Regions from separate parts of the Homo sapiens genome. Here all the other regions are linked to region 4. A link is a loop called in an ENCODE intact Hi-C map of the cell type or tissue named here. Cell type or tissue: A673. All regions are shown on one strand.

The links. Hi-C counts contacts between places; a loop is a spot of excess contacts. Peaks named below come from ENCODE experiments on the same cell type or tissue, not always from the same donor. Only the 100,000 strongest peaks of a DNase experiment are listed, where the experiment ranks them.
Region 1: it touches region 4 in a loop (7-fold over the local background); 2 of 110 quality-filtered maps call a loop at or near these places.
Region 2: it touches region 4 in a loop (2.4-fold over the local background); 5 of 110 quality-filtered maps call a loop at or near these places.
Region 3: it touches region 4 in a loop (5-fold over the local background); 5 of 110 quality-filtered maps call a loop at or near these places.

The regions. Positions count from the first base shown.
Region 1 is chr3:35,943,973-35,948,972 of GRCh38, reverse strand. No RefSeq gene overlaps it. Among named protein-coding and RNA genes, the nearest start is that of MIR128-2, 200 kb to the right of the region's middle. In A673, a CTCF peak has its summit at 2,239; a DNase peak (open chromatin) is centred at 2,282; H3K4me3 peaks cover 461 bases; H3K27ac peaks cover 955 bases.
Region 2 is chr3:35,656,946-35,661,945 of GRCh38, reverse strand. All of the region lies in intron 1 of ARPP21 (cAMP regulated phosphoprotein 21), which reads right to left. Among named protein-coding and RNA genes, the nearest start is that of ARPP21-AS1, 7.5 kb to the right of the region's middle. In A673, a CTCF peak has its summit at 1,932 (motif pointing right); no DNase peak of the experiment used is centred here.
Region 3 is chr3:35,906,466-35,911,465 of GRCh38, reverse strand. No RefSeq gene overlaps it. Among named protein-coding and RNA genes, the nearest start is that of MIR128-2, 160 kb to the right of the region's middle. In A673, CTCF peaks have their summits at 2,677 and 2,890 (motif pointing right); a DNase peak (open chromatin) is centred at 2,925.
Region 4 is chr3:34,880,982-34,885,981 of GRCh38, reverse strand. The region is part of intron 2 of LOC101928135 (a long non-coding RNA gene); the gene reads left to right. Among named protein-coding and RNA genes, the nearest start is that of LINC01811, 720 kb to the right of the region's middle. In A673, a CTCF peak has its summit at 3,053 (motif pointing left); a DNase peak (open chromatin) is centred at 3,051; H3K27ac peaks cover 558 bases.

The sequences.
Region 1 (5,000 bases), 1.1 Mb before region 4:
TCACAGAACCAGGAAAAAAACTAATCTAAAATTCATATGGAACCAAAAACAAAAACAAAAACAAAAACAAAAACCTGAATAGCCCAAGCAATCCTAAGCAAATAGAACAAATCTGGAGACATCATACTACCTGACTTCAAACTATGCTGTAAGGTAACCGAAACAGCATGGTACTGGTACAAAAACAGACACATAGACCAATGGAGCATAATAGAGAACCCCAAAATAAAGTCACACACCTTCAACCATCTAATCTTCAACAAAGTCAACCATAACTAACAATGGGGAAAGGACTCCCTGTTCAACAAAGAGATGTCCCTATTCAACACTGCATGTTCTTATTTATAAGTGAGAGCTAAATGTTGAATACACATGTACTCAAAGAAGGGAAAAAATAGACACTGGAGCCTATCTGCGGGCAGAGAGTGGGAGGAGGGTGACGATAGTAAAACTACCTATCAAATATTATGCTCACAATCTGGTTGACAAAATCTTTTGTACACCAAACCCCAGCAACATGCAATTTACCCATGTGACAAACCTGCACATGTACCCCCTGAATGTAAAATAAAAGTTAAAGAATAAAAAATAAATAAATACAAATGACCCCTTTCATCAGGGTTGTGCAACCATCCTGCAGCTGCTGTGAGTGATGACTGCTACATGCTCAGAGACACCCCCTTCTCCAAGGAATTGACCTCAACTAGTGGTTCTCAAATTTTATAATGAATCAGAATCACCTGGGGGGCTTGTTAACCCTCATAGATCTGGACCCCATTCTCAGAGTTTCTCATTCAGTACGTCTGGGGAGATTTCTGAGAACTAGCATTTATAACAAATTCCTAGGTGCTATTGATTCTGCTAGTCTATGGGTCACTTCTTGAGAACCACTCTCCTAGACCAAGCTAAATCCTCCTGACCTAGAGGTCACAGCAACCCCTTTCCATCCCTCCTCTCCATGGAGGATTATACCTGACTGACAGAGGGCAAAAGGATAATTCCCTTACTAAGAGTGAGATCAACTCTGTGGAGCAATGCATGCTTCAGAGCTCCCCATGGTGTCTGGCTGAGGTTAGACCCCACCTGAGACCACAGGCTTGCTCAGCCCCTCCTGTTTCCCTCGCTGCCCTTCTCCAAGGAGAACCATCTTCAATAAACCATGTCTCAGCCTTCACTTCAGAGTAACTCAGCCAAAGACACACACACACACACACACACACACACACACACACACACAGTGGAAATACAGGAAAGAACAAAGAGCAAAGTTATCAACTTTCCCTAGACAGACAGGAATATGAATTTCCTCAAAGGAGGATTTGAAGGAGCTTTCTAGAATGAAGAAAGCCTATTTTCCCTTGAAGTCATGAGCACAGAAAGATGTATCCTGTAAAAATCTTAAAAGTTTATCAGCATCATTTTTAACAAGCCTCGGAAGCCCAGTTGTACCTGAGGCCTGCGAGTACTTGGAATTGCTCTATCTCTAAGGTGCTAGGCTGTCATTTCATCTAATGAGACAATCTGTATTTTCTAGGACTTTACACAGTAAGACTCTATAAATTCTGCATCAGGCAGACTGTGGAGCCATCTCTTAATGGCCCCAACAACTACCATTCCACTGTCTGGAATCTTCCAATATGAGATAATGTTGATAAACTGTACAGCTTTCTGCCAGCAATAAAACCAGAGAGCAAACAGAGTTTAAAGGCTGCAAGTAATTTCATTGCAGGCAAGGCCAGAGGACAGAGAATGGAAAGAATGAAGAGGTCTCAGTGGCCTGTTTCTAGAAATGGGCTATGGGGTACCACATGCCCAACTCTCTTCAATCAGTGTCATCTTTGTAAATCAGAATTAATGGGCTCACCTCTCTTTCTCGAGCAGGTGGCAGTGCCCTCCTTTGTGGGCTGACATGCCTAGAGTAGAGGCTGATGCCATCTGGACTGCTGCCAGGTAATCACATTGTTGCTGAGATTGGACCACAAGGCAATTAGCAGGGCTCTCCACAGTAGCTTTGTGTATGCCACAGCCCTCCTCATCAGTCCCTTCCTCATGCCTGACATGACAATATGCACTTGGCTACAATAATAATGAAGGGATGCAATGGACCAGTCCATCTGGTATGTTAGTAAAAATAAGACCAAGAAGGTCTCTGAATAGGTAACGGCACCAGTCAAAAGTAAAATGATAGTACTTGATGTCCAACGTCTAATTGAATATATTTCTAGATTTACACATTTTTAACAATAGGGGGCGTCAGGTCTCTATGTTGTCTGTGGTATTTATTGTGCTTCTTAAAACCCTGATTCCTTTCTGGCTTCATCACGTAGTTCCACAAGTGAAATTTGCACATGGGTGCTGTTACCAATACCTTTTATTGTCCTTGAGTAAGGTAAATAAAGACAAATCTGGCTGACAAAACCACAGGAGATTTCATGTATAGTATAGTTTCCTCAACACTGTAAGAGCAAGCACATGAAGGATCCCGGTTTATCTTTTAATAATAATTCTGAACAAGCTTATAACAAGAAAAGGAAATGCTCTTCCCACCTCAATTTTATTATTTATTTCTGAAAATAAGAAAATCCTTCATAGTCTGCATTACATTGGGAGAAGGGAATTTTATCTGAAAGTTGATGCAACCCAACTTTCTATTGCGGCTTTTCATCTCAAAGATATTTGCCTGCAGGAGCTTCCTGTTTCTCATCTTCCAAATGCAACATCTATAGCGCCAAATATTTAAATTATATTAATCTTACTTGTACATTGACTGAGAGAGAAATAATTCGAGGCAGTGGAAGCATGTTATTGCTGGATATGAAATGTGGAATGGAACATGCTTTCACTATTAAGTCCTGGAGCCTTTTGACTGATACTTGAATATTGAACTCAGAAAATTCTCAGAAAACATGCAAGAAGGGATAAGAGGCCCATCTAGAAGAAAGTTCCATATTTAACATGTTAGCAGCCTATTTGAAATATAATCTTGGGTAAAGATGCATAACATGTAAAACCTCACTGTCTGCCCATTTTTACACTATTATGTAAATGGCTGATACTTCTTTAAAGAATGAAAACTTTAATACAGTGGAATCAAACTATAATACTGGCCCCATCAAAGGAGGAAGCATTAGTTTACTGGAGTCCTATTTCAAAAAATTCAATTAAAGTCTTTGGCCAAAACAGTTAAGCCCAAAGACAATTTAGTGACCACGAGGAAAAACAGAAGCTGTTCTTCTTAAAAGTTAGTTATTTTTCCCTCCCCACCCTCCTTTTCAAAATCAAACTCCAATTATTTTTTCCTGTAGTTTTTATCTGGCAGGACAGAGACCTCAGAGGTGGAATGACAAGGCCACACTGCTTTCTGGCACACCTAGGTAGGTGAGCAAAGCAGTCTGAACATTCACCTCCTGGGATGAGTGATGAAGTGATGAGTCAAAGTCTTCTCTTTGGAGTGACTTCATTCCCTCAGGTTTGGGTTCTCTGACCTATGAATCCCACAGTGGAAAAAATCAGCTGTCACCACCAACTCTTGACCCGGCTTTCCCCATGCATTTTTTTCTACTTTCTGGATCATTGTATTCAAGTGTTTTTTCTTAATATTACATATCATTTTCTCACAGGCAATCTCTCAGCGCACTAAACATCACTAAAATGTTTATTACAGTAACTTTTCTATCACCATTTTAGGCAGTTTATAGAGGATGACTTGTGCTTTATGTACACTATAAATGTTATATATTTGCTATGAACCCAACAAATTACATTCTAATTTCAAATGTTTACACACAGCAATCCAGAATGTTAAACAATAATTTTCTGCCCTTTGAACAGGAAGTAGAGTCATTATAAAAAGTCTCATCTAAATGGAAAGGATAGGCTTCTGGAATGTTAAAGATTTTGTGTGAGTAATCTCTGAAACAAGTGATGGTTGTAAATGTCATGTAAAAGAATATTCAGCTTGCTTTTGGAAGTCCATTTTGGTTATTTTCTCTAAATATTTTTCATGCTATTTTGTTTTATAAAAGAGTGCCTTTTCAGAAGTGGCTCTTTGCTGAACGAGGAGCATCCCTTCCCCTTTCTGTTAATGGAAGATTTTGCCATCAGCTTGGAAACAGCCAAGCATGTGGTGATTTGTGTCGGGCAAGGTAAATGTTTCTCATCCACATCCCTTCCTAACTTCTGAGTGGGTCTAGGTGAAAAGGACCTGCCATTGTTTTCACCATTTGCAAGGTTCTCTTTATTGGAAAATAGAGAGCTGGTAGAATTTGTGTTGGGGGCGATTCTTCTTTTTGAGAGGATGATAGCATGACTAAAATTATGGAAGCATAAAAGCTGCAGGTTTTCTATAATGGGCACTGCTCAGTATTATTAATAACCATGCACAAGGCACTTTTATGTTGGCAAGTGGCTTCAATCATTTTTATCACGTAATAGCTGCAGAGGTTCAGTGAGCTCTTCAATCTCTTCACAAGATTGGGTCCCAGTAACTTGTAGAGTTTTAAGGCTGGGAGGAAATTCCCAAGACTTATTCAAGAAATATTCTTGAATTATTAATTTAAGAAATATTTTATATGTAAATACATACACATATGCAAGCACACACACACACACACACATGCATGCATCAGTGTATATCCTAGGGATATGACAATGAGATAAACACAGGCCCTGAATTATCTCATTTAATCTTTACCATAATCCCATGAGAAAGACTCTATTATAATAGCCTTTTCAAAGATGAAGAAAATGAGATTTGGAAAAGTTAAGGGATTTATCACTACGATAATAAGTGGCAGAACCTGGACTCAAATCTAAGTGTCTGATTTTAAACCTCACACTCTTTAGGTGAATATATTTGACAAGAGACCACATGTCAGAGTCAGGAGGAGGCTCTGTGCTCTTCCAGATGATCCCTTACCCAGAGACCCAGAGTCAGTACTAGTGATGGAAGTGGAAGCCAGCCTTTTGCAAACATCTGCTAGAGATGAGGTTTCCATGGT
Region 2 (5,000 bases), 780 kb before region 4:
CACATAATAGGCATTCAAGATACTATGATTACAAATTAGTTAGTGCCCATGAAGTGTTTCAAAACTTTTACAAAGTATCTCATTTATTACCTCACAACCAGAAACAGGTATGTCACTGTCTCCTTTATACACATGGAACAACTAAAATTCAGTAAGGTCAAGGAACTTGCCCAAGGTAACACAATAAATACAAAGGCATCCACTGTGCCTCATTCTCTCTCCAGGAAATATGTATTATTGTTGCCTACAAAAGTACTCTTTTGAGAGATGAGGCAGGACATAAAAAGGTCAATGAGAATTGAATACTGTTGATTTTTTGAATTTTATAGCCGGTCATAAGAAATTTATAAGTGTTCTGATTTCTTTATGCTGTATTTATTTTCAAGTTTCTATACTCCATGCAGAGAATGTATACTAGCAGTTCAAAGATTCTAATAAAGGAGCTGCCTAAATAATTATAGCAGCAACTAACACTTACAGCATGTTTCTATGTGCTGAGCAGTATTCCATGACTTTTACTGGTAAAGACTGACAGAGTCACTTTATCTCTTTTCCTCTTTTTGTCCCATTGTTTGCCATTTCTCCTTGTGGATATGCCTGGAGGAGGTGAAGTTTTAACAGCACAAATTCACCATTCTCACGATATAGCTCAATAACTGATTTTCATACTATGACAATGAATCAATGAGAGAATATTAAATTATATTCTGTATTTGATGTTTTACAAGGCTGAGATTTGTATTTAAATTGGTCAAAGTAAAGCACTCGCTCTCCTGGAGGGTCCAGTTTCAATTGTACAGGTAATCCATGTGTATGTGATCATGTGTGTAATTAGGCCTTGTTATGCCAGTGAAGTTGATAAACTATTATTTACCCAGCTCCTACTAGGTGTAAAAAAGTCTGCTAAAAATTGTGAGATGCAAAGATAGATTTAGCCCTGTACCTGCCTTTAAGAAATTTATAATCTGCTAAAAACAAGGAGTTACTCAATTTAGCTTTCCAACTACATATTTTCTTTGTTTTTCAGTAAGTATGCTAAGCAGTGACTTCCAAATGAGTCATTATAGGATTGTTCACTAATTTTCAAGATAAAGGGTTAAATTAGACTAATTCATTATTTAGGGAAAAAAACCCACAACTATCTCCCATCCAGTAAGATAAAGAGAGTAGTACCCCACAAAAAAGAATAGAAGCATTTACTCAAAATCCTCAGTCAAAAGTTAGTCATTCTCCTTACTGATAAATACCCATCAAGAATCTGATAATTATCCCCCAAGAAGTGAACTTTGAGAATGAAGTTAGTCATTATCTTAACCTCTTGTTACACACACTTGAGAGTTAGAAGCAACTTTCCTCTGTCTTTCCTTGAGAGTTCAAGTATTGCTCTCCTTTTCCAGACCTTTCTCCAAGGATGGCACAGAAGAGATTTCGAGGGCAAAGACTATAGCCAATAGCAAGGATAGTTTGAAGGGGCAAAAAGTGAGGTGCACTTTTATGGTGTATGTGCGGATAAGGGGGTGGAAGCAGAGTAAGAGTTTGGCCTGCTCACATCTGGAAGGATGGGGCCCAGAGGCAGAAGCTGAGGCTAAGAACAAATTCAAAGAAATGCAGGAGAGCAAGAGGTCCTCTGGTGGCTGGGCCGATCATTTATAGATACCATCTTGTGTTTTATTCAGAATTGGGAATAGACCAGCCCCCTGTGTTCTCCTGGAGGAAATGGAAAGAACCATGTAAATGCAGATATTTAAAAGATTTTTCAGTAATTTAGAAGTGATACCTCATGATTATTTATTAAACCACCTCTTGCTTTGCTCTATGTCAAAAAGGGGAAAGAAGTCAAGGTCCAAAAGCTGAGAATCCCTGAGAAGGATGCCAGGAAGGCTTGTCAGGGCTAGAACATTGATCTGTCCCTTGGCAAAGCCTCTCATGCTCTCCCTATGCCAGCAGATGGTGCAATGCACACCTGTGACTCTTGTCATAAAACAGCTCTCTGATGTTTTTATTACAAGAACTTATGTGACTCTTTACACACCCAGGTGTCATTGTGGACCAATGTCTTTTGACTGAGCTGCTCCTGAACAATACAGTGCTTTTGGTATAAAACAGGAAGCCCCTCCATCAGTCAGAACAACACACCAGCCACCTTTATTCTCTAAAGGTTTTCTCCTTTTGAGAAACTCATCTTACAACATGTGATGAATTACTGCTTTAAACTTGTATATTAACCAACAAAATGAGATTCAACCCTTTACTAACAAATCTCCTAGCTCTCTACCGCCCACTTTTCATGATCTGTTCCTCCTCTGTGTTCACCTTGATGTCTCTATCAGGCTACACACCTGCACTCCAGCACTTATCCTAGGGCCTTGAAATGATATGAGAGTCAGGCTGTAAGTTCACCAAGGGCAGGGATTGTGCTTTGTTTATCTCTGGGTCTCTAGGACCCGCCAAGATGTCTAGAATACAATAGGAAATGAATGCATGTTTCTAAAAATGTAAATGTCTTCTATAAATGTCTTCTAATCATCTAAACCCAGAAAGGTGTATTAATTTTTCAATTGCTTAAAATATTAACTATTTATATTATATTCATATTATCATATTTTAAAATGTGTTTTGAAGGCATAAATTTAACCAAAAAATCTGAGCTTGTGTGCTGTGTCTACATGAAGAACACAAGTGTTTGTGGACTCTGTGTGCATTCACAAGCATGTATGTATGTGTGCTGGGACGTAATGTTAAAAGTATTTCTTAAAATGGGTCTGTGTAAAAAATGTTGCAAGAATAGATGACATCGTGTTTTCATATCTATTTGAAGAAAAACTTGCAATATACATAGCTCATGTCTTGATTATCAAAGTCAGCAAGAGAGAATATGTGCTGTGTGGGGTTCCCGCTGTGAAATCCAAACATTATCTGTGAAATTCAAAGACTTTATCATTTAAATATGAGGATTGATGCCTCTGATGAAGATAGAGCATCTTAGTTAAAACAAACAAATGATTATCTTGGACAACAGTGTAAACAAGACCCTAATTCATGAAGCTGCTAATTGCTCTTCCCAGCTGCAGAAGATTGGCCTGCACTCCATCTCTCACTACTCACACTGTGAGTAACATTTGTACACTCTCTCCTGAAATTCAGCACAGCACAGGTCCAGCCTTACACATCAGAGCCTGGGGGCCAAAAAGGGGTCAGTTCAGAAAAGAACCTAAAAGGCAGCTACTTAAAGGAATTAAGTGCTTCATTTTATAGACATGTATTTACTTCTATGGCTGTGCTGGCATTAAGCTCATATTTAAATTACTTTATTTCCTCACAAGGCTTATGGGTATGTCATCAGGAGAAAAACCTTGGCACCAGTCTTTGTAACCAAGAGAAATTGATATTGCATATCATTTTTAGATTTTGAAAGTAAATCTAAAAATTGGTACCTGGATAACGATCATCACAAACTCCCAGAGTTGTTCATATTTAATTCCACTTAAATACAGATATCTTAACTCATAGCAAGCAGATAATAGGTATCATGTTTTCATACATTATTTCATGTACAAAATGCCAAAAAGAACACTTTACACATAGTGTTTTTAATCCTCACTACAACGAATCATTCACTCATGGAGGGAAGAAGAAAGAAAGAGAAAGAAAGAAAACGGTTCAGAAAGGATAAAATTCCCTGCCCAAAGTCAAACTGCATAAAAATTATTCAAACACAGTTCTCAAAAACCCATGCTTTTTCCACTGCCTGCCATCACCATGCCCAATCTATGAGTCTGGAATGTGTTCACCAAGAAGGGAATGCAAGACTCACCTATATAATCATGGGTACTGATTAAAGAAAGATGCCAAACCATGTAAAAACTGTATCTTTTATCACAAGAGAGTATTATTCCAGTTATCACTATCCAGAAATGTGCAATTACTTTTTATCAGTAATGTTGCTTCAGATATCCCACTAACATACAAAAGTGCATACTCAACATTTGATTCTCTAGTAATCTTAAAACTGAGAATCAAATTAACTATAGAAGCCCCTGTTACTGTAGAGTGGATGCACGACCACTGGTCCAAGGCCCAAATGTTGTCATATCTGGGAGAGCTATTTCTAAGGTTTATGGAGCCTCACCTCTACCACCATGCTAGGATTCGGGCTTGGAGATTACTTTGAGGAATGAAGCAGACCAGAGGCTGTTGGAACCTCAACCCACAGCTGCCTTTAGGACTAAGTCAACTGAGACTATCTGCATGGACTCTGAAGCTGGACATCAAGGGCTTGAAGACTGACTCCACCACTGACTCTGAGAAAGTTACCAAATGTGTTTGTGCCTCAGTTTTCTCATCTGAAAATGCAAATAATAAGGGTCCCTACCTCAAAAGTGGCTGAGAGGATTAAGCACATTAATATACATAAAGTACTCAGAAAAGTACTTCACACAGAGTTGCCATTATAAGTGTATTAGCTATTAACTCGTTCACTGAGAGAAACATATGCATTTTTTCAACAGATGTTTATTGATATCACCTGATCAGATCCCTGGCTAGAATTAAACTGCCAATTCTTCTGGAGACCTGATCTTCCAGACATTTCTAGAGACCTTAGTGTCTTTAAAAATTATAGCTACTTCAGAATGGTATGGGCTTCCTTCAGAAGCCACTGGGCTCTTTAAGTTGTGAATGGATGGCAATTTCTGAGGGCGTGTACATATATGTGGGAGGTAACTGGATGAAAGTTCTAGGCTGTCAGTTTTTCACAGTTAGTCTAAATGAGAGGAATAAACGTGTCCATGAAAATCATTTTTAAAGCAGCAAAGTTTACAGGAAAGGATTCTAAGAAAAATACCGAATGAGAAAATAGGGGAAGGGTACCAGGGGTAACACAGTTAAGGACTATGTCAGTCAGATTTTTCCAAATTCCAAAATTTGCCTAGGATCTCTGCCTGGAAAAAATGGAATTAGTACCATTTTTGAAGAATGATTCTCATAGAGATCATATCTTC
Region 3 (5,000 bases), 1.0 Mb before region 4:
CAGCTTGAGATACCACTTCACATTTACTATTTAGTATGACTATAATAAAACATCTTGGCAAGGATGTAGATAAACTGGAAGTCTCATATATTGCTGATTAGCCTGTCAAATGGTAGAGCCACTTTGGAAAACTGTTTGACGATCCTCAAAATATTAAACATAAAGTTATCATATGACCCAGCAATTTCACTTCTAGATCTATACCCAAGAAATGACATATGTCTACACAAAAACCTGTACATGAATGTCCATGGCAGCATTTTTATTAATAGCCAGAATATGGAAACAACCCAAATGTCCATCAACTGATGAAGGGATAATCAAAGTGTGCTATGTCCATACAATGGATATGAGGTTATCAGAATTTTGGTTGGTTAAAAAATAAACAAAAGCATGTAAAAAAAATAAAATGCTTCTTTCCTTGAAAGTTTCAATATTTTATAGATATCCATTCTCCATAATACATAAATGTAAAATGTCCCCAAACCAAAATATTTTTTAAGAAATCAGTAGAGCTACATTTAGAATTAATATGTAAAAATAAGTAGAAACAGTTCTCGGAAAGTTCTGAAAAGTAAGAATAAGGAAGAGGAACTAGTCCAATCAGATTTTAAAACATATATAAGTATACAATAATTAAAATATACAGAAAATAATGCATTGTCCAAAAGTAAAGCTAAATATATGTAAGAATTAATTTTATGATGCAGATAGCATTTTAGTCATTTGAGACAAGAGGCAACCAACAAATCAATTTTTTAAAATTAATAAAGCTTGAATGCTGCTTTATTTCTAGTATTAAAATAAATTCCAGGTAATGGGTAGAATTTTTAGATACTGAAAACAAAACCATGGAAGTTTTTAAAATAAGAACAAGAGGCTTTTGCTTTGTTTTTATGACAATAATCTTGCAGTTGGAGATGACTTTGTAAGACTAGCAAAATAGTGCATAGAAGGAAAAGAAAATGATACATATGCATATTAAAATATATAATAAAAAGTCAAATCAATTTTTAATATTTTAATTACCTGTAACAGAGAACTAATTGTCTTATTATAGAAATAACTCTTACTAATTAGTAAGAAAATGACTCATACCCTAATAGAAAATGGGAAGTCAAATGGATTTTATTTTTAAAACATTCTTATCTTAACTCAAAATTTTCAAATTTCCTAAAATGCAATTTAAACCCATAATGAGTGCACTCTTTTCACCTATGTGATTTGGAGATACCTGTCAGGTAGAAGCAACTGTCCTCTATGGAAGCTGAAGTGGTCGCATGCATCCTCTCCTCACTCAGAAAACAAGTGACTTCTGCCAATCAGGAGCTGGCTCCCATAACTTTATCTCCTCAAGTTGATGTCACAGGGTGGTAAGGCAGTTTAGAGATGTTTTGTTTCATTGTAATGACTTTAATGAATGAATTGTTGTGCTGAAACCCTTCCCTAGCATTCCTGCTGCCCAGCCCTCTGGAGTTTAATTGATTCCTACTTATCTTCAAAGTTCTCTCCCAGGTTCCATTCATCTCCATGAGGAAAATACGGCCCCTCGATGCACTCTTTTTTACTTTTTAAGGTAACCAGGTTTGGTTTCTGTTACTTGCAACCAAGACTTTTGAAAGATACATAAATAATCACATAAGTGTAAGGTTAAATGCGTAAGATTGTTTAATGCACAAAATATGGTTTGGCTGTGTCCTCATCAGAATCTCATCTCAAATTGCAATAGGAATTGTAATCCCCACGTGTTGCGGGAGGGACCTGGTGGGAGGTGATTGGCTCATGGGGGGCAGTTTCCCTCATGCTGTTCTCCTGATAGTGAGTGAGTTCTCATGAGACCTGATGGTTTTATAATGGCCTCTTCCCTCTTCACCCTCTCCTGCCACCTTGTTAAAAAAGTACTTGCTTCTCCTTTGCCTCCCCGCCATGACTGTAAGTTTCCTGAGGCCTCTGCAGCCATGTGGAGCTGTGAGTCAATTAAACTTCTTTCCTTTATAAATTATCCAGTCTCAGGTATTTCTTTATAGCAGTGTGAGAACGGGCCAATACAGCACAAAACACAAAATTATTTGTTTATAATAGCTGAAATTTGAAGTAAAAACTCAAATTCCATCAATTTAAAAAATTAAGAGAAGATAGAAAAAGAAGATAAACCTTATTACTTTGTAAAAGAAGAAAAGACAGACAATTTGGAAAAAGGAAATATCAAACTTAAAGGTTTCATCCAACATATTTAACTGTAACCTCATCTGATGTGTAAACAGACAGTAACCTACTCTATTAAAAAGAAACAGTCTCAGCCCATCACCAGCAATCAACTGTTGAAGGCAGATTCAAATTAACTGAAGGCTCAACTGTAACCCATCCAGCTGTTTCTGTAGCTCATTTCCATTTTCTGTAAATCACTGTTCTTTATCTGTCCCTAAAAGTTGTCTGACCACGTGACAGCCCTGGGGCCACTCTAAACGTATTCTGGTTCTGGGTGCTGCCCGATTCTACGAATCAGTCTTTGCTCAGTTAAATTCTGTTAAATTTTATTAGTCTAAGCTTTTTCTTTAAACAATATCCTAAGTTCAAAACCTAAGAGGTCATTAATTATGTGACCTTAAGTCGACTACATAACCTAACAATAGCTCATTATCTTCAGACTGTAAATTAGAAATGAGAAAGTTCAACCTCTTTGTAGTGATAACCCATGCAATTCAGTTTTTTTCTCCAAGGCAAGTTAACAACAATTTATTTTCACCCTACAAATTGCATCTTCTAATCAGAACTAGGTAATTATCTCGAAGTTATATTACTATAATTCAAAAAAAAATCATTTCAATTTGGAGGAGCTACAATTCAAGGGATTTGGGGGCTAAGTAAGGAAAATAATCGACCACGAGGTGGCAGTAGCGCACACAAGCTTTATTGAGTGTTGCTTTGACAGGTTTGCATGCAGGCAAGTCCTTCATAGCAGGCATCTGGCCAGAGGCTAGAGGCAGTGGGGGTTTCTACTCAGAAGAGGAAGAGGGAAAGGGAATTCCTGGGGAGAGGAAGATCAGAAAGGAGGCTTACCTATCTGAGTGATGTCTGCTCAACAGCACCAGAAATTATTCTCATCTATGGCTACCAGATTTTTACCATCGTATGCAAAGCAGTCAGGTTCTAAATGGCTAAAATGTGCTTGTTTGGGCTATGTTTAAAACCATCTGCTATATAAAAATTTCAGTTATACTGAAGAAGTAAGCAACCTAGGGGCCAATTCACAAAAGTCATCTTTGACTCATTTGTATATAACAAATTTTAGTGGGATTATATGCCTTATCTATATAAAAGTAAAACTGTATTAGAACCCACTTTTGCATAATTTCTGTGTTCTTTGGTAACTTTGAGGACAGAAAGAAGAGTTAGCTAAAACAGTTGGAAATACTTTTATAAGGAAGCCAATGTACTTTGGGACTTGGGCAATGTCCCAGTCCAAGACCATTCAGGCATACGAAACATCATACCTACTCTCAGGGCGTTCTTCAGTCTATAATTTATCATTACAATTCACACAAAATGATTTACAGTACTTCTAAACCTGCTCACACAGATTAAATGTGTTTTTAAATATCATAAATGAGAAATTTGAAAGATTCCCCTTTGCTTATCTACAGCCTTGGCTGCCAAAACCTGCAACTAACTAGCACCAAGTAAGTTTTCCTGACTCTTTCAGGTATATACTAAATGAAGGTGATACTCTTGGAACAAAAAGAACAGGAAAGTCATTACAAAAAGTTCTAGCTATCCAAGAATATTGACTCTGATCCCTTGAGCTATAATGTCATATCTTAAAAGAAGAATGCTTTGGAAGGAATATTCTGAAATTCATTCTGGTTTTATTTGAATATTAAGCCTTGTCTCAGATTTCTCTGCAATTTTTACATGTCTTGTCTTTTGTCTAAATCATCTGGAGATGTTATCTTTTCTTTAAAAAAAAGCTAATGTAAGCATCTGGTAAAAATTTAAATATTATAAAGAATATACAGTGAAAACTTAGTCTTCCTTGTAAGCTTGACTTTCGAGCTTCTGCCCCAAACACTAACCCTAACACTAGCTATAATCCTAATCTCCCAGTTTCATGTACAGTATACATTCTTCCAGTAAATCCAAGCGGAACAATAATATTCACACAATGTTCTGTACCTTATGATTTTCTCTTGAACAAAGACATACACGTAGTATTTAATGTGGTATGCTGTTTTATTGATGTATCACATTTTCTTTTACTAGCCCTAATTAATAAAAATTTTGTGGTTTCTGTTTGGTGCTTTAAATGGCACTACTATTGAAATCTCTGTGTTATTCCATATATGTGTAGGTGTCAGACGTGTGTGAACCTGAGCAACTCCATCTTAAATAGTAGTTAGGTAAAATGAGGCTGAAACCTACTGGGCTGCATTCCCAGATGGTTAAGGCATTCCAAGTCATGGGATGAGATAGTAGGTCAGCACAAAATGCAGGTCATAAAAACCTTGCTGATAAAACAAGTCACAGTAACAAAGACGGCCCAAACCCACCAAAACCAAGATGGCCACAAGAGTGACCTCAGTTTATCCTCACAGCTATACACCCACCAGTGCCATGACAGTTTACAGATGCCATGGCAACATCAGGAAGTTACCACTTATGGTCTAAAAGGGGGAGGCATGAATAAACCACCCCTCGTTTAGCATTTGCTCAAGAAATAACCATAAAAATGGACAACCAGCAGCCATTGGGGTCATAAAGAAATAATCATAGAAATGAACAACCAGCAGCCCTTGGGGCTGCTCTGTCTATGGAATAGCTGTTCTTTTATTCCTTCACTCTCCTAATAAACTTGCTTTCACTTTACTGTATGGACTTGGCCTGAATTCTTTCTTGTGTGAGATCCAAGAACCCTCTCTTGGGGTCTGGATCAAGACTCCCTTCCTGTAAAGTAAGTATATAATTTTTCTCAACAAAATATATGGTACATTTTATGTTCCTTG
Region 4 (5,000 bases):
CACATTTTTAGGTATTTGTTATGGCAACACCCCACTTCTCAGCACCAATTTCTTAGTCCATTTGTGCTTCTATAACAGAATACACAGACTGGGTAATTTATAAAGGACAGAAATGTATTTCTCACAGTTCCGAAGGATGGGAAGTACAAGATGAAGGCACAAACATTTGCTGTCTGCTGAGAGCCTTCTTGCTGCGTCCTCTATATGACAAAGCAGAAGGTAAAAAGGATCTTTGCTAGTTCCCTCAAGCCCTTTTATGAGGCACGAATACATTCATAAGGGCAGAGCCCTCATGACTTAATCACTTCCCGAAAGGCCCCCTCCCCATAATACCACCACAACCGGGATTCGGTTTTAACACATGAATTTTGGGAGACATTGAGACCATCATATCAGCAGACCATCAAAAACACATTTCTTTATAGTTGGAAGGAAACTTTGACATCGTTATGTCCAGCACTAGATGCTATGAAAAAAGTAAAGCCCGTCTCCCAAGACCAATCTAGAAAGGTTCGAAAATTCTAGATTTGGTGCACAATTTTAAGCAACATATGAAACTCCCAATGTCCATCCATGAAACTCCAGTGCGGTCCATGGAACTTAGATAATGAATTTTTTTTCTATGAATAATGTTTAATAAGAATGGGAGGAGAAATAAAAATTTCTTTGACCAACAAATTTCTCAAAATATTTTGTCAGGGGAAAAAATATACTGTAAAATTTACTGTGTTCTCAGCAACTATTTTTGCTTGGCTAATATTTTCAGAGATCCAGGCAGATGAATAATTTACTTCCAGAAAAAATCTATCATTTCCACATACAATGCATTTGTTAGTGTATCCAGGGCTTTGGGCTATCTTTTTGGCATACTGCATTTACTCTAGCTGAGAAGTAATTCAAATATAGCATATTTTGAATACTAGGTACTTCACTAATCCCTTCATGCTGAAACGATGATAAACAAAAAAAAAAGTTCTGTGGCAAGGATGTGAATTAATATCACCCATACATAGTGTAATCAATAAACTTATTTTAATAGCTGCCTAAGAATAATTGTTACAAGCGTATTTTGCTTTAAAAATTTTCTTAAATTTTTAAATGAGGCAATTTAAAATAATTAAATACACTTTTCTTACATAAAGTTTTCTGTGGGTATTAAAATTTCATGGTTATGAAATAATATGAAAAACAGTACAAAAATGGAGTATGCCAAATTGTGTGTACAGAATGATTACCAAGACAAAAATGAAACACCATGAGATTAAAAAAGAAAAAAACTAGAAAAAGTACCCCAAAATTATATGTGTTATGGAAAATATAACTGGGAGCTATTTTTGTAATATTCTCCACTTACCAATTTTTCTGTCACAAGATTTTACCGCTTTTATAATAAAACAAAGACGTTTTAAGGAATAACCATTTTGGGCAGTGATACTGAATTTTTCTCTAGACATTAAATCAAATAGCAGCTACAAAAGTTACTCTGTGCCAGGGCCCAAACTAAATATGCTGAAATGTTTTACCTGCTGAATTTTCAAAACATTCATATCCCTCTTATGCAAAAGAGGAAATTTATGCTTGAGGTAAGCAAGAAATTCAGTAAGAGGGAGAACTGGCAAAAATGCATGTTCCTTTTCTCCATATTTTTCGTTTTTGGAAACTAACCCTATACTACTTTGCAGTCAAGATGAATGTTTTTTCCTAATCATGGGCTGTATTATCCATACAGCAACAAGGATCTCAGACAGTGTGGGGAAATGTTGAGGGAAAAGGTGGAGAGCAGCAATTGAGACTCCTGAATACTTTACCCTTCATACTGTTCTGTCTAATATGATTGATTAACTGCTGATGCATGCGTAAAACTTGCCATAAAAGCCACCATTCCAAAATATTATACAAATGTTAACATTATAATAATCATACAATTCTTATCTCCATGGATTCTTTTTGTATTTTTTTTTCTTTTCCTGTCTGCTGCCTGAGGTGGAAAGAGGAATAAGAAGAAACAAAGTCAATAGTATTGAGTAACTTTCATGTACCAGGCCGTTTAAGGGTTTCAATGTTTACATATATTTGTGGAGAAACAAAAAAGTTTGATAATATATGATAACTTTTACAAGGAATTTTTAAAATTTCTTTCTGAAGAATGGTCTACATTAGGTTTATAGCCACATTTACATAATATAATATAAGATGCATAATTGTATGCATAAATCAACATATTTACAGCATAATTGTGAGGAAGTGGCACACCCAGGTGGCATTCTGACTCAGTTAAAGGACAAAGCATATTTGTAATGGACAGTGAAGGCAAGCATATGTAACCTTAGAAAGGGAAAAAATATCAAAAGAAAAAATGTCATCATCTGGTTCATCCTTTATTTGTCCCTAGGGTTTTCTTTTTCCCTTGGTATTTTACATAGGAGAGTATTTTGAGACCAGGCTTGGGGGATTTAAAAGCACTTTTGCTCAGAATGGAGCAGATATCATCATGTGGAGCACTATTCCCTCTTGCCTTACTCTTCGTAGAAATAAAAAATAATAAAGGAAGCTTAAAATATCTGACATTCATCAGCAAGGCTACCTGGATCTATCTTGTGCTTTCTGAGAGAAAAAAAAAAGAAAAGGTATGCAAGAAAAGCATTAGTATTTTACCATAGGAGAGCTATTTACTTGAAAATTATAGCCTGTTTTTGTGGATTTCATGGAAAATCAACACACAAACTTAGCCTAAGCCTCATTGTTCTTTCATGACGGTGATACATTGAAGCACCATTGTCTGGCTGAAACATATACAACCACCATTTGCATTTATATTTGAGAAATGGTTTGTCTCCTACTACAGTTTCCCCTTTTTAATAATTGCACATGTGATTTTTTTTCAATTACTGTTCTGTTTGTCATTTTGGAAGTCCTCATTCTTTGTCCTTAGGTACCAGTTGGTGGTGTTTTCTGGCTGGCCTTGCTTACTTCTCCATCTGTCATCAGCATTAATCATTTTATCATGAATTTTAGGGTAGCTCTGTCTGCAATATTTTAACTTCTACTCCCCCTCCTGGCCCCTCATCTACTTTGCAGCTGCAAAGCAGAACTGTATGGAGTATGTGGGCCAACATCATATCTACGGATTGGCATCGTGGACAAAAACATAGAAAGGACAAAGTTAATTCAGCATTACCCTAGAATCTAAAATATTTTAAAAATGACTTCTGTCTTCTCTGTCAAGTTTCTTTTAATTATGTTATTCAGAATTATTTTGAGGGCCAGTGTGAAAGGGGTACAGTAGGCATTTTTGCACTTATTTCTAGACTGTTTTGCACACACAGCAAGAAAAATGTGATATTAACCTGCTTTCCTATAAAATAATTGGTGACCCACTCAGAGAAGAAATTTTGCATAAGTTTACCACAAGTCTAACTATATGTTTTCATTAAACTCTTAGTTCATAGTTGCAGGACACTATAGTTCAAATCATTGAAAGAAGATATCAGCCAAAAGTCATTTCCATTTAGTTTAAACAATTGTTTCATGATATTGTTGGTTTGTTTGTTTAAATAAAAAAAGGCTCTTCAACATTTGGCCAGAGAGGGTGGTCAACTGAACTCCACCTTATAGACCCACCAAGCACATCATATCCCCAAAACTTTCCCATGGAACACATGTTCCTCAAGATATTCTGCCAAAAGGACAACAACAACAACGACGACAACAACAACAAAAGTACTTCTTTATTAGTTATGCTGAACGTTATACATTTCTCTTGAAGATAAAAAGAACTTTGTTATATTAAATACATATATCATATTTTTGACCTAACACCTAGAGTGCCCTATAAAAGTAATGTTTAATGAAATATCTCTTGGTTAGGGCCAAAATCAAAATTCTTTTCTTTGGTATCAGAGAAACAAATCTTAGTGACAGTTATCAAACAAGTGTCTCCAGGGACTCATGTTTCCATTTTTATATCACCACACTGCATCTACCTTGCAGTTTTACTTAAGTAAATAATCATGAATGGATAAATGCATAAGCAACTGATTAGAACCTGAAAATACATATTTTATCTGAAAAAAGTCTTGAGTTATTGGCTCATCACATTGGAATTTTTGCATCATTAAAAAATCCAATAAAGTACACTGTAATAAAGAATTTAACAGAATATCATTGTTTATTCAAACTATTTATCACTTATTTTATTGGTAAGCCATACTAAATTCTAAAGCATGTTTCTGAAAGTTTATGCATCATCCCCCAAATACTTGTATCCTAACTGAGTACTTGGATCTGCCTTATATTTAGAGTTCACAGAGTTGCAAAACCTCTGAGTAGGGCAGGGGATGTTATGGCTAAGATAGGCGAATGTTTCATTGTACAGATGCAGTAAGTAAGCCTCAGATGGCACAAAGGATTTGTATGAGGTCACAAGGATAAATTTTCATAGAGGCGTTTCATACTTTTTTCAGTATATTCAGCAGTATCAAGAACATTTAATAAGAAATTTGATATATTAATTCATTATATTTATATCAACACCTCTCTTAAAAGCTAATTTTTAGATAGAACAGATTCAAAAACCTATTATCTTAAGACTTAATGGAAAGGAAATTTTTCTTACTCATTAATTGGCTAGACTCCTGTGCAATTTGCCAAGAAACGATACTCAGAAGGTCTAGTTTGCAAAAGAGAATCATTTAAAGTAATGAGTGGGTGTCAGTGAGAACTTGTGGGTGTAAAGGTGAAAGTGAGCCACCAGCCAATGACAGACTCCTCAGTACTGTGTGACCTAACTTCATCAGACAAATGTCACTATGCATTGCTTAAAAAGGACACATCTGACCCTCAAATTTTACCTTTAAAGGATTAGAAAATAGTAAGGTAAGAAAGTGGTTTCAATATGAATATCACAAAGTGTAAGCTTTAAATAAATATATTATGCAAAAGAAAGAGCAGCTGTTTACTTCAATAAAAAAGTAGACTGCATAGTTATATGACAATTAGGA